Regions from separate parts of the Homo sapiens genome. Here regions 1 and 2 are each linked to region 3. The links are chromatin contacts, found by Hi-C or POLR2A ChIA-PET in ENCODE. All regions are on one chromosome and are shown on one strand. Each heading gives the region's core, a stretch centred on a gene start or an enhancer-like site at or near the end of the contact. The rest is flanking DNA. Distances are from core to core; before and after follow the strand shown.

Region 1 (4,381 bases), core at 1,728-4,227, 45 kb before region 3:
ACAAAATCAACATACATGTACGTTATTCCTTCATGTTCAAAACAGAAATAAAATCTTCATAAGAGCAATATTCTTAATGGCCCCAGACTGGAAACCATAAAAATGTCATTAACAATGAAATGAAATAAAATAGAAATTGAAATATTTCGCAGAATTGAAGCAACAGTTTTTGCTACTAACAAAGGAATATATTTCAAAGAGCTAAAGTTGAACAAAGAAAGCTAGACATAAAGAGTACATATTTTGTGATTCTATTTATATAAAATTTTCAAAGTGTGTGAAAGTTACTTATACTGATAACCATTAAATCTGTGAGTATATCTGAGAAAAGTAATAACTGAGAAGAGTAACAAGTGGGAGGCTTGTGAGGTGCAGGCACTCTCAGGTTTTAATCTGGGTTGTGTTACCTAAGCATGTTCAGATTTTTAAAAGTCATCAAGCTGTATATTAATATTTATGCATTTTACTATATGTATGTTATACTTTAATAACAAGTATAAAACGAATAGTGATAGCAATGAATCACAATATATTAAATAAAAGAAAGAATTCATGGGGTCATAGCAATATCCAACAACAAAAAGGAGAAGATGGAGAACTTTCATACACAGAAGAATGCAATATAATAAATGTAGAAGTGATGAGAGAATAAGAAAACCTCAGACTTTCAAAAACCATGTAATAATTGATGTAGGCATATAGTTAGTACTCCGTAACAGGCAATTATTTTCTTAAAACACTTTTGTTCTGTTTTTATTGTCTTCATGCAATCGGAGAGGACCCAAACCTGTCCCCTGAGACCTAGATAAACACTAATATTTTGCCTGCCTGGCTGAGTCAGGGTCCCAGCAGAGTCCCCCACGGAGTCCAGCTAAGACAATCAGTTCCTGATGTCTAACAATCTATGACCAGCTGGGTGCCAGGCAATTAATGGTAAAGACAACATATAATGTTAAATTTCGAATACATTTTAGAGTAAGAGTAAGCTCTAAAATAATTATAATTATGTAATTTAAAAATAGTTATTTACTGTATTAGTCCGTTTTCACTGTTCTATAAAGACACTACCTGAGACTGGGTAATTTATAAAGGAAAGAGGCTTAATTGACTCACAGTTCCATATAGCTGGGGAGCCCTCAAGAAACTTATAATCGTGGCAGAAGGCAAAATGGAAGCAAGGCACATCTTACATGGCAGCAGGAGAGAGAGAGAGCAAGAAAGGGGAAGTGCCAGACACTTATCAAACAGCCAGATATTGTGAGAACTCTCTATTACAAGAACAGCATGGGAGAAACCATCCCCATGATCCAGTCGCTGCTCACCAACTATATCCCTGTATACATGAGGAGTACAATTCAAGATGAGATTTGGGTGAGGACACAAAGCCAAACCATATCATTACTGACCAACCAATTGACCATTCAACAAACCAGTGCAATGGTTTATTGAGTATTAAAACTCAAACAGCAGATTTATTCTTGGTATATTCTCACATATTTTAATAAACTTACTGTATCTCTCTTTAATACTTTTACACTGTTATTTTTTGAAAAAAATGTATGCTATTCAGTATGGATATACTATACTTATTTTTAAAATAAAATTTTCTGCAATATTCTACAAAGATATATTTTATGGTTAATGAATTTGAAATTCTTAATGAGATTTGGGTGGAGACATAAAGCCAAGCCATATCATTACTGACCAATCAATTGACCATTCAACAAACCAATGCAATGGTTTATTGAGTATTAAAACTCAAACAGCAGATTTATTCTTGGTATATTCTCACATATTTTAATAAACTTACTATATCTCTCTTTAATACTTTCACACTGTTATTTTTTTGAAAAAAAATGTATGCCATTCTGTATGGATATATTATACTTATTTTTAAAATAAAATTTTCTGCAATATTCTATAAAGATATATTTTATGGTTAATAAATTTGAAATTCTTAACAGCTTAAAAAGCATAGAAATCCAAGATGAAATTGTACTGAATCCAGAAATTGCCTTCAAATTACATGTCACTTAAACATACATCTAATATAGGAAATTATTTAGTTACATTGTTTTGTCTTCCCTCATTGTCTGCCACAGAAAACACTAAAAGTACAGTAGTCTCCTCATATCCAAGGTTTTGCTTTCATCAGTTTCAGTTACCAATGCTTAACTGTGGTCCAAAAACATTAAATTGAAAATTCCAGAAATAATACATAAGTTGTAAATTTTGCACCATTCTGAACAGCACGATGAAATCTCACGTTGTCCCACTCCATCTCACCTGGGACGTAAATTCTCACTTTGTCAGGCAAATGCACACTGAAACCATTTCCCAAACCTTAGTCACTTAAGAGCCATCTTGGTTATCAGATTTACTGACACGAGATTGCAGTACTTGTGACCAAGGAAACTTTATTTACCTTCACAGTGGCCTCAAAGTGCACAAAAGTAAAACACTATCTTAACAGGCAGTGTGGTCACCCTAGTACTCATAAGCACATTTCAAAAAGTGTTTATTACCATCTTCACTATTAAATAATTGCATACCTCTGTAAAGGATATTTTAAATCGATAATTTCATTCCTATTATCTTTAGTGTTTCTCATGAAACCAATGGATATCCTATATGGCCAGATGACTTTAAAATGTGTGTAATTGTCCACATATAAAAATGTACCTATATTTAAAAGTAGCATTAATGAAGTGTCATCATGAGTGTCGTTTTTCTCCATATGGTTTTCCTCTGATCCTTTTGTGGTTTCCTTCATTTTTCCAGCAGCATATTTCAATGTGACGTGAGTCATCATTTTTTTTTGCCATGCCTGTTTAACTGCCCTTATGTAGCATTAACTTTTCATAAATGCCTCTATGGCTTTGTGCCAGCAAAAATAAATAAACTAAAAGTGCTAAAGCAACATAGTGCAGTGCAATTCACTCAGGGTTGGGTGTCAGACAGGTGAACCTGTGTTTATTATATAAGGTCTTTAAAGTATGTGGAAATTGCAGATCAGATTGTAGACCTTCCACTTACTCACTGAGGAACTACATCCATAAAATGTGAATAATAAAGGGTGAGGGTTAATGTACCTGGCAGATGCTTACTAAATGGCGGCTATTATTATTTTCATCATTACCATCCCTAGAGTATAACCCAAAGGAAATCGTGCATAAACACATTGGTGACCTGATTCAGTGGAATTCACACTGCTGACTCGACTCAATGCTTGCTTATTTCTAATAAAACAGTAATGCTAGTTATGGAGCACCTCTTGTCATCTGGAAAATATACCAGAAAAGCACAGATGAAAAGAGGAAGCATGAGGCCAGCCCACTTATTTTTGCTGCCACATTTAGTCACTAGGCTGAATGATAGGAAAGCAGAAGCTAAAACACAGTAAAAACAAACAAAAGACAAAACCTAATTGAGGAATTAAAGGACTTCTACTGCAGAGAAAGAGCTTGGGTTTAAAACAAATCATTAGCTGTTTTTGAGTGTATTTCTTGATTATTTTGGACCTCAACATCTCTGAGAAAGCAAAGAAAATAGTGTCAGCTGGAAAATAAGTTGGGCTTATTTAAAAGAAATAAAGACATTCATCAAGTAAAGAGTTTCCATAACCACCTATTTTAAGATGCTGTAAAATGTCATAATTCAGATTAAAAAAAGAATAATGCATCATATTGGAAAGTTTTTTTTTCCAATTTTGTCTGGTCTTTTTGTAGGGGAAAAGACCATATCTCTCCTACAAAAAAAAAAAAACCCGGCCAAGGACATATAAACCCTGTTCCATATTGCTATAGCATGGTGTATGAAATTCACAGACTTGAACAAAAGAATAAATATTCATCACCTCTGCCTTTTTTTTTTTTAGGTGCCTCCTATACTCCTTGATAAGCAGTTCTCTGAATTCACTCCAGACATTACACCAATCATTTTGGCAGCCCATACAAATAATTATGAGATAATAAAACTCTTGGTTCAGAAAGGAGTCTCAGTGCCTCGACCCCACGAGGTCCGCTGTAACTGTGTGGAATGCGTGTCCAGTTCAGATGTGGACAGCCTCCGTCACTCACGCTCCAGACTCAACATCTACAAGGCCTTGGCCAGTCCCTCTCTCATTGCACTGTCAAGCGAAGATCCTTTTCTCACAGCCTTTCAGTTAAGTTGGGAACTTCAGGAACTGAGCAAGGTGGAAAATGAATTCAAGTCGGAGTATGAAGAGCTGTCACGGCAGTGCAAACAATTTGCTAAGGACCTACTGGATCAGACGAGAAGTTCCAGAGAACTGGAAATCATTCTTAATTACCGAGATGACAATAGTCTCATAGAAGAACAAAGTGGAAATGATCTTGCAAGACTAAAATTGGCCATTAAG
Region 2 (4,479 bases), core at 305-2,804, 45 kb after region 3:
CCATACAGACTGTTAGGATTTAGTCTTCAACCCAAGTTTTATACTAAATGTCACTTAATTAAATTGTAGCATTATCTTGGAGAGTTTTCAGTTCATATCTTACCACAGAACAAGAAAAATATTAGTCACGTAAAGGCATTCTGAGATGTGATACTTTAAGTAATGATCCTTCAATGTATGGGCAATGTTGGTCTCAATAGATTTGGGAATTACTAATGACAAAAACATTTCTGAAAGCAGTGGCTTTGAAATGTTAACTTAGACTGATTTTTTAAAAATCCACCTGTTATCTGAACAATTCATTGAGAAACACTAAGGCCAGGGTCTTAATTCCTCTGAGAAATAAATATATTTTAGTTAAGTGGAACTAGTCTTTAAATCTCACCACTGACTTATTCCACTAAAAGAAGGAAAATAAAAGAAAGAAATAATCTATAAGTAATCATGAAATGTCACTTTATTTAGAATTTTCCCCTTTAAATTTTTTTAAACATCAATAAATATTTTGCAAAAGTATTTATTAATGTTTCCTAAAATTAGTAGTTACTATGTAGACAGGAGCAAATGTGTACTATTCAAAATAATAAGTGGTTTATTCTGCATCATTGTTTTTATTTGAAAAAGAACCTGTAATGGGGTTTATGTGGTAACATTTTACACTATATATTGTATAACTTATAATATTTAACTTACAACTTTCCTTAAATTGCTATTCATGTCAGGAAAACCAGCTGATTTTTATGTGTATACTCACAGTGAGAACATAAACTATTTGGAAAGAAAGAATACAATTCTTTCACATTAAATCCAAAGGACACTATGATTAATTTTAGAAGTTGTCTTTAAAGTTACTAAAAATAAAGAATTCATGGCCATGGGCCAAATTTACTTTTTCCTGAGAAATTTTCAAAGAGTAGCTTTAGTGGCCTTTGTCTAGGGCCAATGAGTCAGATTGAATTCTCTCTATTATTGTTGGAATCTGGCACCTGGGTTTTCCTCTAAGAATATGTGATCACCTCCTCGTAGAATGCACAGCATTCCATTTAAGAATCACAGTCTGGCTAAAGTTGATCAGATCAGTGCCCTTTCTCCTTCACAATAATCTGTTGTTCCGTCATTTTACAGGTCTAGAAAATAAATAGTTAAATTTTCTGTCTTAAAATTAGTTGCTCAATTAAAAATATGAAATTTTTTACCTTTTTAAAAAAGCAATTTCCATCCTGAATGCCAATTAGGCATATTTAGCTGGAATCTCCTGGTTATATGCACTAGAATTCACAGCTTATTTCAAGTAACAGGCATTTAGTTATAAAAAAACATGCAAAGAATTATAGCCCTTCAGTCTTCTGAGTAAGGGTTTATCTTTGCAAGGGCAGAACCTAGAGCAAGCCCCAGCTTTGGGAAGAGCCGGAGTTGACGTAGTGCTGGGCCATGGGATTGTTACTCTGTGTGTCAGCATTAAAATGAGTCAGCTACTTCATCCTTATTCCGAGTTTACTTATTGCCTGGCTTATTCATCCTCAATTCTCTGCTTCTTAGTTTGTGCTGTCTCAAACCTTTGGCATCCCGTCATTCCAGTGACTCTGACTCCACATCATAACCCCTGTCATCCCAACCCCTTTGGGCAATTATCTTGATATTTTTAAGGCAAACTTCTCTAGAGGGGAATTCTGATCTTTTTTGCCTTAATGCATGCCACAGGCCACTGGCCTTATATGAATTTTCTCTCCTTGGGTCACTTGACCATGATTGACTTAGTCCATGGAGGTATTGGGTGAGAAGCTCCAGAGTCTTACACAAGGACTACCTTTCCATAAAAGGGCATACAGGGGACAATGCCACTGGGGCTGGGAGTTGCCAGAAGCCATAATTGACTTGGTTCTGCAACACCATTCCAATCTAATGCTAATCTCCCAATAGACAGAAATCCTACCTCCTTAGTCATCATGCCGTGTATGAGAAGGTTTTCATTTTATTTTTGTAATTTAAATATAGTCTCATTTTAACGATTTACCAAGAAGTATGAAATCTCTATCATCGTTTTATTACACTATATTAATGTATTATTATGGTCCCTTTGAAACAAACAATTCTCCATTTGAGTTCAGATAGTCCTCAGCTTATTTCATTTTTTGGAGTAAGTTAAAGGGACATTATTTTCAATAAAATAGCCAGAGTTCATTCATTGGCTAGAATAAATAAAATGTTCCTTGAAATACCAAAAAAACCAAAAACCCATCAAATTTTATTACGTAAGCATTCTGAGACTCTTTACCATCTTACAAGATGCATTATGTCCAATTTTAGTTGTAAACATAGAAATCTGTAGTAATTATAATGTTCTCAATTCTCCTACAACCAAAGCAAAATCAGTAAAAGAGCAAACTTTTTAAAGCCTAAAATTTGGGATCTATCATTTATTAGTGATGACTTAGTGCCCTAGGACAGAGATTGACAAATGTTCTATGAAAAGGAGCAGATAGTAAATATTTTAGGTTTTCTGAGCCATATGTTCTCTGCTATAACTACTTTCTTCTGCCATTGTAGCACAAAAGAAGCTATAGAAAATGCATAAATGAATGAGAATGGATGTGTTTCAATAAAATTTTATTTATGGATATAGAGATGTGAATTTTACATAATTTTCATGTCATAAAATATCACTCTTTTGATTTTTTTCCCAACCATTTTAGAAAGTGAAAACCATTCTTAACTCAGTACCCATGCCACATTTGCCTCTCTCTGCCCTAGGAAACTAAATTTAGCTTTCAAAGCTCTTGGGAAATTTAAGTACACCATTTCTACTAGTTTGAGGAAAACAGTTTTATTTCACTCTTTTTATCGTTTAATTTTATAATTGTCCTAAAAGGTTATTTTACTGTTGATATTAATGTTTAAGTTAATTATATATATATATATATATAATCATGCCAAGCTTTATTGTTTTATCCCATGTATAATGATTCCATTAATATAGCTATTAGTATCATTTTATCTTTATTACAGGTTATTTGAGACACTGCAGTCCCTGTTTTGGTCAATATTTGGGCTCATCAATTTATATGTGACCAATGTCAAAGCACAGCATGAATTTACTGAGTTTGTTGGTGCCACCATGTTTGGGACATACAATGTCATCTCTCTGGTTGTTCTACTCAACATGTTAATAGCTATGATGAATAATTCTTACCAACTGATTGCTGTAAGTTGACCAGCTTTATTTTAATTCAATGTTTCCTCTAGAATGTGTTGTTCTTAGCTATACTCCATCTTCTTATCATCGTAAATAAAATCTATAATTAGCTATTGATTAGACAGATAAGAATTATAAATGGTTAATTTGAAATTTCTGAGCAGTAGCACACTATATGTAGCTATAAATTAATCTGATTTTGTCATGTTACACATGATTACAAAGATAAACCAAATCCATTTTGCCAGGCAGCCATTGGCTATGGGAAGTAGTAGCTGAGGTCTGACTAATAAACAAGCAGCTCATCTCTGCGCCGTGTACAATAGGTTTTGCCTCCTGTCGGTCCATTTAACCTACCACTCTCATATAAGCGAAGTCATCCCTACAGGGGAAGATACAAAAGATAACCCAGAGAGGAGTCTGGGAAGGGGAGAAGCCACAGGATTTTCAATTTCTTAAAGCTCAGGGAAAGCAATGTATTAAGAGAAGTAATATTAACTTCTGTAGGATAATACACGATACAATACATGTTTTTTTGAAACTCTGGAATCTAAACAACGTAGCACAAGTTATTTATTTATTCATTCAATACATAATTACTGGGTACATACTGTGTTTTCCAGTACTGTTCTGGGCACCAGAAATACAGCAATGCACAAGAAAGACAAAGTTGAACTTATCTGCTTGAACTTATATACTAGTGATATACGTCTAGGACCACTAGCAATAGCAGCAAAACAGAACTCTTAGTGGAATGAAATATAGTTAAGTCTTTCATATTTATACCTTAGACAAGTAGCATTTTATAATCGTAATTATAGTTTTCCCATTTTCTTCATAAATAATTACATTCCATTACACCTTTGAATCTATGGTTAAATCTCTGAAGTGTTATTACTGTTTTTTTGTCAAGCAAAACTCTGAATTTTACTTCAACCATCCTTAGGGAGGCAATTTTTCTCATAAGACACTCATCACTGATGAAAAACTGCATAGAACATGAGAATAGATGGTTTTTATTTATTGATTCACAGACTAAAGTATTCCAAATGCATAAAAAATTCCTCTGGAAATAGGTAGGTCCTAGGATTTGGAGGTTAATACCCGAATTTGTGGATACTTTGAATTTCATTTAAGCATCTTACGATCTGAAATTTTTATAAATAGACTCTAAATTTTTGTGTCAGAAGTTCTATATTCTCCTAATCAACATATTTCCAAAATGTGCGTTCTGTTTTCCAGAACGTCAGCAACAACAACAAATTAGAAGGCCTTTAATTATCAAG
Region 3 (4,340 bases), core at 1,087-3,586:
TGGTCTCAAACTCCTGACCTTAAGTGATCTGCCTGCCTTGGCTTCCCAAAGTGCTGGGATTACAGGCATGAGCCACCATGCTCAGCCAGACTTATTTTATAGCAACTTTATTGAAGGAAAATTGACATACAATTAACTGCCCATATTTAAAGTGAGTACTTTGGTAAGTTTTTGTAAAATGTATACACCTGTGAAAACATAAACAAATTAAGATAGAGAACACATCCATCACCATCACAGGTTACCTTCTGCTCTTTTATAATTCTTCCTTGCACCCTCCCCATTCCCCCGTAGGCAACTGTTGATCTGCTGCCTGTCACTAGATTAGTTTTTATTTTCTAGAGTTTATATAAATGGGATTATACAGTATGTGTTCTTTTTTTCCTTTGGCTTCTTTCATTCTGCATAATTTAAAAAATATTCAACCATGTGTGTATATCAATACAACAGTTCATTCCTTTTCATTGCTGACTAATCTTCCATTATATGAATATACCATATTTTGCTTATCCAGTCCTGGGTTGGTGGACATTTGGCTTGTTCCAGTTTGAGGCTATTACAAAAAAGCTACTATGATATTTGTAGTCAAGTGTTTTTATGTATATAAATTTTTATTTTCTATTTTCTTTTTTATTTTCTATTTTATTTTGGATAAATGCCTAGAGTAAGAATGGATGTATCATTGGTAGATGTATATTTAATTTAAAAACAAACCAAACCAAACTGCAAACTCTTTTTAAAAAGCTATTTATATTTTGTTGTTCAATGTATGAAAGTTTAAGTGTCTGCAAACATGTATCAACATATGTTTTAATTAGATATTTTTTTTAATTTTAGTCATTCTAATAGGTATGCAGTGATACTTCATTGTGACTTTGATTTGCATTTCCCTAATGTGCAACAGATGTTGGGCATCTTTTCATGTGTTTATTTGCCATCTATATATCTTTTGATGCTGTCTCTTCAAATTTTAGTCCCCATTTTTTATTTGAGTTTTTTGTTTCCTCATTATTATATTTGGTTAATTATACTTGGTCAGGGAGAAGGTGAGTTACAAAACACTGGTTTTTTTTGGTGGTAGGAACTCTCTAAATCTTAAATTATGCTATGAATGGATGGAGAAGAGTTCATGTTGCATCTAGGTAGACGTTGTACCACTTATCAACACAATAAACATAGATGGGTAAACAGTGTTATGGTCCAAAATGTTAATTAAATTGTGAACTTATTGAATTTTATGTACCTGTGTGGCTTTCAAGTGGCAATTTTCCTAAAGAGGAGCTATGTGGATAATTCAACCTTAGGAACGTGATGAAACCAAGCGCAACTATACTAGTCAAACTTTTTCTTATATTGGAGAGTCCTAGCACATACAACTACCACCTTTCAGATGCTTTCTCTCAGATAATCCTTATACATGTATTTTCTCCTGCATCCCTGGAATTCTTTACTAAGGGTACAGTGCTGGACTACATTAAAGCTTTATGACCCTTCTTTTTTCCAACCTTCAATTTTTTTTCATCCCATTGCATAAAAAGCCCTATCTTCACTAGATGACAACTATGTACTAGTTGCTTAATTCCTCTTTTGTCTAAGCAATGTAATGTTTTATTCCAGCTAAAATATGCAAGTCTTCAGAAAGCTCTTAGGAAGATTTAATTGTAACAGAAGACTGATATGGGAGATGGTTTTATATATATGACCTTTTTCAGACCTTCGAAAATCGCATTATGTATATAGCTGACTGCCTATGTGTAGGGTCCCCTCATTTCATAAGGTTATTGATATTTTTCTCTTCCTTGTTTCTTTTATTTATTGCCATTTATTATCAATCCTTGTGACAAAATAAGAAAATTTTAAAATATGATATAAGAGGTAGAGGAAAACTGTATAGTTGGAAGACAGGGATCTAATGCCACAATTCACCACTGTGATATTTCTTCAATTTTTCCAGAACATTAATTTAGGCTAACAATCATATTTAATAAAACAGTGTTATAAACAAAGTTATCTGGTTTTTAAAATTATTTATGATCTTGAAATATATTTGGAATATTTGAAATATCAATTTTTATGTAAACTATAGAGTCAAAAACTATATACTAGACAACTACTAGAAAATGAGTAACTATGGATGTTATGGTTTAAATTGTATCTGGCAAAAAGACATGCTAATGTCCAAACCCCAAGTGCCTGCCTCAGAACGTGACTTTATTTGGAAACAGATCATTGCACAATAAATTACTGAAGATGAGGTCATTCTGGAGTGGGACAGACTCTTACTCCAATATGACTGGTTATCTTATAAAAAGAGAGAAGATGATGTGAAATGAGGCATACAGGGAGAATGCCACGTGATGGCAGAGGCAGAGATTGGAATGACACAGCTGTCAGGCCAAGGAATGCCTTGAATTCACAGTCGCTTACCAGAAGGTTGCTAAAGTCAAGGAAAGATTCTACCCAGAGTCTCAGAGAAAGCATGGCGCTGCCAACACTCTGGTTTTAGAATTCACATTTTCAGAACTATGAGAAAAAAAAAATATGTTGTTTTAAGCCACCTAATTTATGGTACTTTTTATGGCAGCCCTTAGGAACTAACACAATGAGCAAATAAATTTTAACAAAATCTCAATACCATATGGAGATATAGTTTATGTATAAAACATTTCAATATCCACAATAATAGCAGTACCTTGGGTCAGAAAATAATCAGTGAAGTCCTTATTCATACGCAGATTCTTTGGGTTGCAGTTTGAGTTTCTTTGAACTATTGATGGTTATAGGTCTGTTTTCAGTGACTAATATGCTCACGTACAGTAGTTTGTTCCTTATTTTCAGGTCATCCTTCACCCTGCCTCATGATTTGTCCTTACTTACTGGGATGTGCATTTTCTCAGGAAGCTAGCATGAAGGGCCACAGAGACCAGGATGGGAACAAGCAACACTTGCACGTGTGGCAAGTGGAAATGCTGGAAATGACAATGATGACGGAGAGGAAATGATACATGCCTCATTTTTAGGAACATAACTTAGGCTGTTTAAAAAAAGAATGAGAGAGGGAAGCTGATTACTCAATAATCCTTGTAAAAAATAAAAGACCTAGATGAGAGAGATGGCAGAGGAGCTGGAGAGATGGTGCAGCCGGGGAGGAACATCCCAGATGTTTGATCAGCAGGAATCATTGACAATTAGATGAGCCAATAAAGAATAAAAAATAAAATTACGCCAAAGAATAATTTCCATTCAACAGATACTTTACTCTTTATTCCTGTCTGCTTTGTGAAAATGATATCAAAGACTGACAGAATTATAGGGAACTATAACTCTTTTTGTCCCTTTTTCTCTTTTTTGGCTCTTTTATGTGTTGTTTTTGTGCAGTTGCCAGCTCTGTTGCCATACAAGTTGGAGCAAATAGCACAACCTGAGAGGTCGGTGACTGTGTTGCCTCTGCTGTTTCCAAAACACATAACTTTTTCTCTGTATATTATAGACTAATTTAATTCCAACCTCAATTAACAGATCATTAAAAAACAGAGTATTATTATTGTTATCTTTTTTAAGCCCAGAAAATCTGTCAGCCAAGATAGTCAGCAGAGCTTTTGTCAGGGAGACAGAAAAGAGATTAGAGAGCATAAAAGGAAGTGATCTTATTCTCAACCTTAAGGCTACAGTTTAAAAATTCTGCTTATAGGACCTAACACATTTGAAACAAATATAACCCTTCACATATATTATTTATATGTATAAATTAGATGGGTAGAGAAACAACTCCATTCTGTGATATCAACTTTTGATTCTGGAAAGAAGCTATGAAATGAGTTTCCTATTTTCTAAGGTCTGGAACAATTTAATTTTTTCTAAAACTATAGGTCTTGATATTATGTTAAAAGGAATAGAGAAGGGAAAAGCAAAGTGCGCTTATATCATTTTATTTCATAAGAACAACTAATATTCATTCCCATTCTGTCTCTTTTTTCCTTTCTGAATTCTTGACCTACTGGGAGATAGTAGAGCAGTGTTCATTCTTCAGTAGGAGTCTCTCCAGGAGACTTTGATTAAAAGTGAAACACCCATTCTGAACATGCCACTCCTCTGTGTGGAAAATGTCAGTGGCTCATTAGAGACTGGAGAACCAGCCCATTCATGGAAGGCCAGGATCTGAGCCTTCCTCACTGCTTTCCATCCACCATTTTCATCTATTACTCACCTACATGATTCAAAAGTCAAATGGTGCTTTCTTCAATACTGTATAATTTTCTGCCTCCACACCTCTATTCAAGTTTTAAGAAAGCATCTAGGTAGCTACCTAGAAATAACTAGCATTTTTAATCTATTTTCCA

Evidence for each region. A loop is a pair of places that touch in the nucleus more often than their neighbours do. ChIA-PET counts read pairs that join two places held with the same protein, here RNA polymerase II (POLR2A). Pooled maps may share reads with other maps.
Region 1: a map of endothelial cell of umbilical vein shows a loop between it and region 3 (5-fold over the local background). The contact joins two enhancer-like sites. A Hi-C loop is called at or near these places in 1 of 168 maps with a recorded cell type or tissue (endothelial cell of umbilical vein) and 2 of 50 pooled maps.
Region 2: a loop to region 3 is called in a map of endothelial cell of umbilical vein, with 7 times the contacts of the local background. The contact joins two enhancer-like sites. A Hi-C loop is called at or near these places in 4 of 168 maps with a recorded cell type or tissue (IMR-90, PC-9, endothelial cell of hepatic sinusoid and 1 more) and 3 of 50 pooled maps. POLR2A ChIA-PET finds 5 or more read pairs at or near these places in 2 of 52 experiments (MCF 10A and endothelial cell of umbilical vein).

The regions. Positions count from the first base shown.
Region 1 is chr13:37,745,952-37,750,332 of GRCh38, reverse strand. TRPC4 (transient receptor potential cation channel subfamily C member 4) reads left to right here. Exons shown (of 11, transcript NM_016179.4): 3 at 3,878-4,381. Among named protein-coding and RNA genes, the nearest start is that of TRPC4, 120 kb to the left of the region's middle. RefSeq lists a silencer at 2,747-3,041. Within about 2 kb of position 2,977, at least 3 of the 41 ENCODE cell types and tissues checked have a DNase peak (open chromatin) inside an H3K27ac peak, as active enhancers do; they include endothelial cell of umbilical vein, where a contact is called at or near this core.
Region 2 is chr13:37,653,811-37,658,289 of GRCh38, reverse strand. It overlaps TRPC4 (transient receptor potential cation channel subfamily C member 4), which reads left to right. Exons shown (of 11, transcript NM_016179.4): 7 at 3,007-3,202. Among named protein-coding and RNA genes, the nearest start is that of POSTN, 57 kb to the right of the region's middle. Within about 2 kb of position 1,554, at least 5 of the 41 ENCODE cell types and tissues checked have a DNase peak (open chromatin) inside an H3K27ac peak, as active enhancers do; they include IMR-90 and endothelial cell of umbilical vein, where a contact is called at or near this core.
Region 3 is chr13:37,700,152-37,704,491 of GRCh38, reverse strand. All of the region lies in intron 3 of TRPC4 (transient receptor potential cation channel subfamily C member 4), which reads left to right. Among named protein-coding and RNA genes, the nearest start is that of POSTN, 100 kb to the right of the region's middle. Within about 2 kb of position 2,336, at least 5 of the 41 ENCODE cell types and tissues checked have a DNase peak (open chromatin) inside an H3K27ac peak, as active enhancers do; they include IMR-90 and endothelial cell of umbilical vein, where a contact is called at or near this core.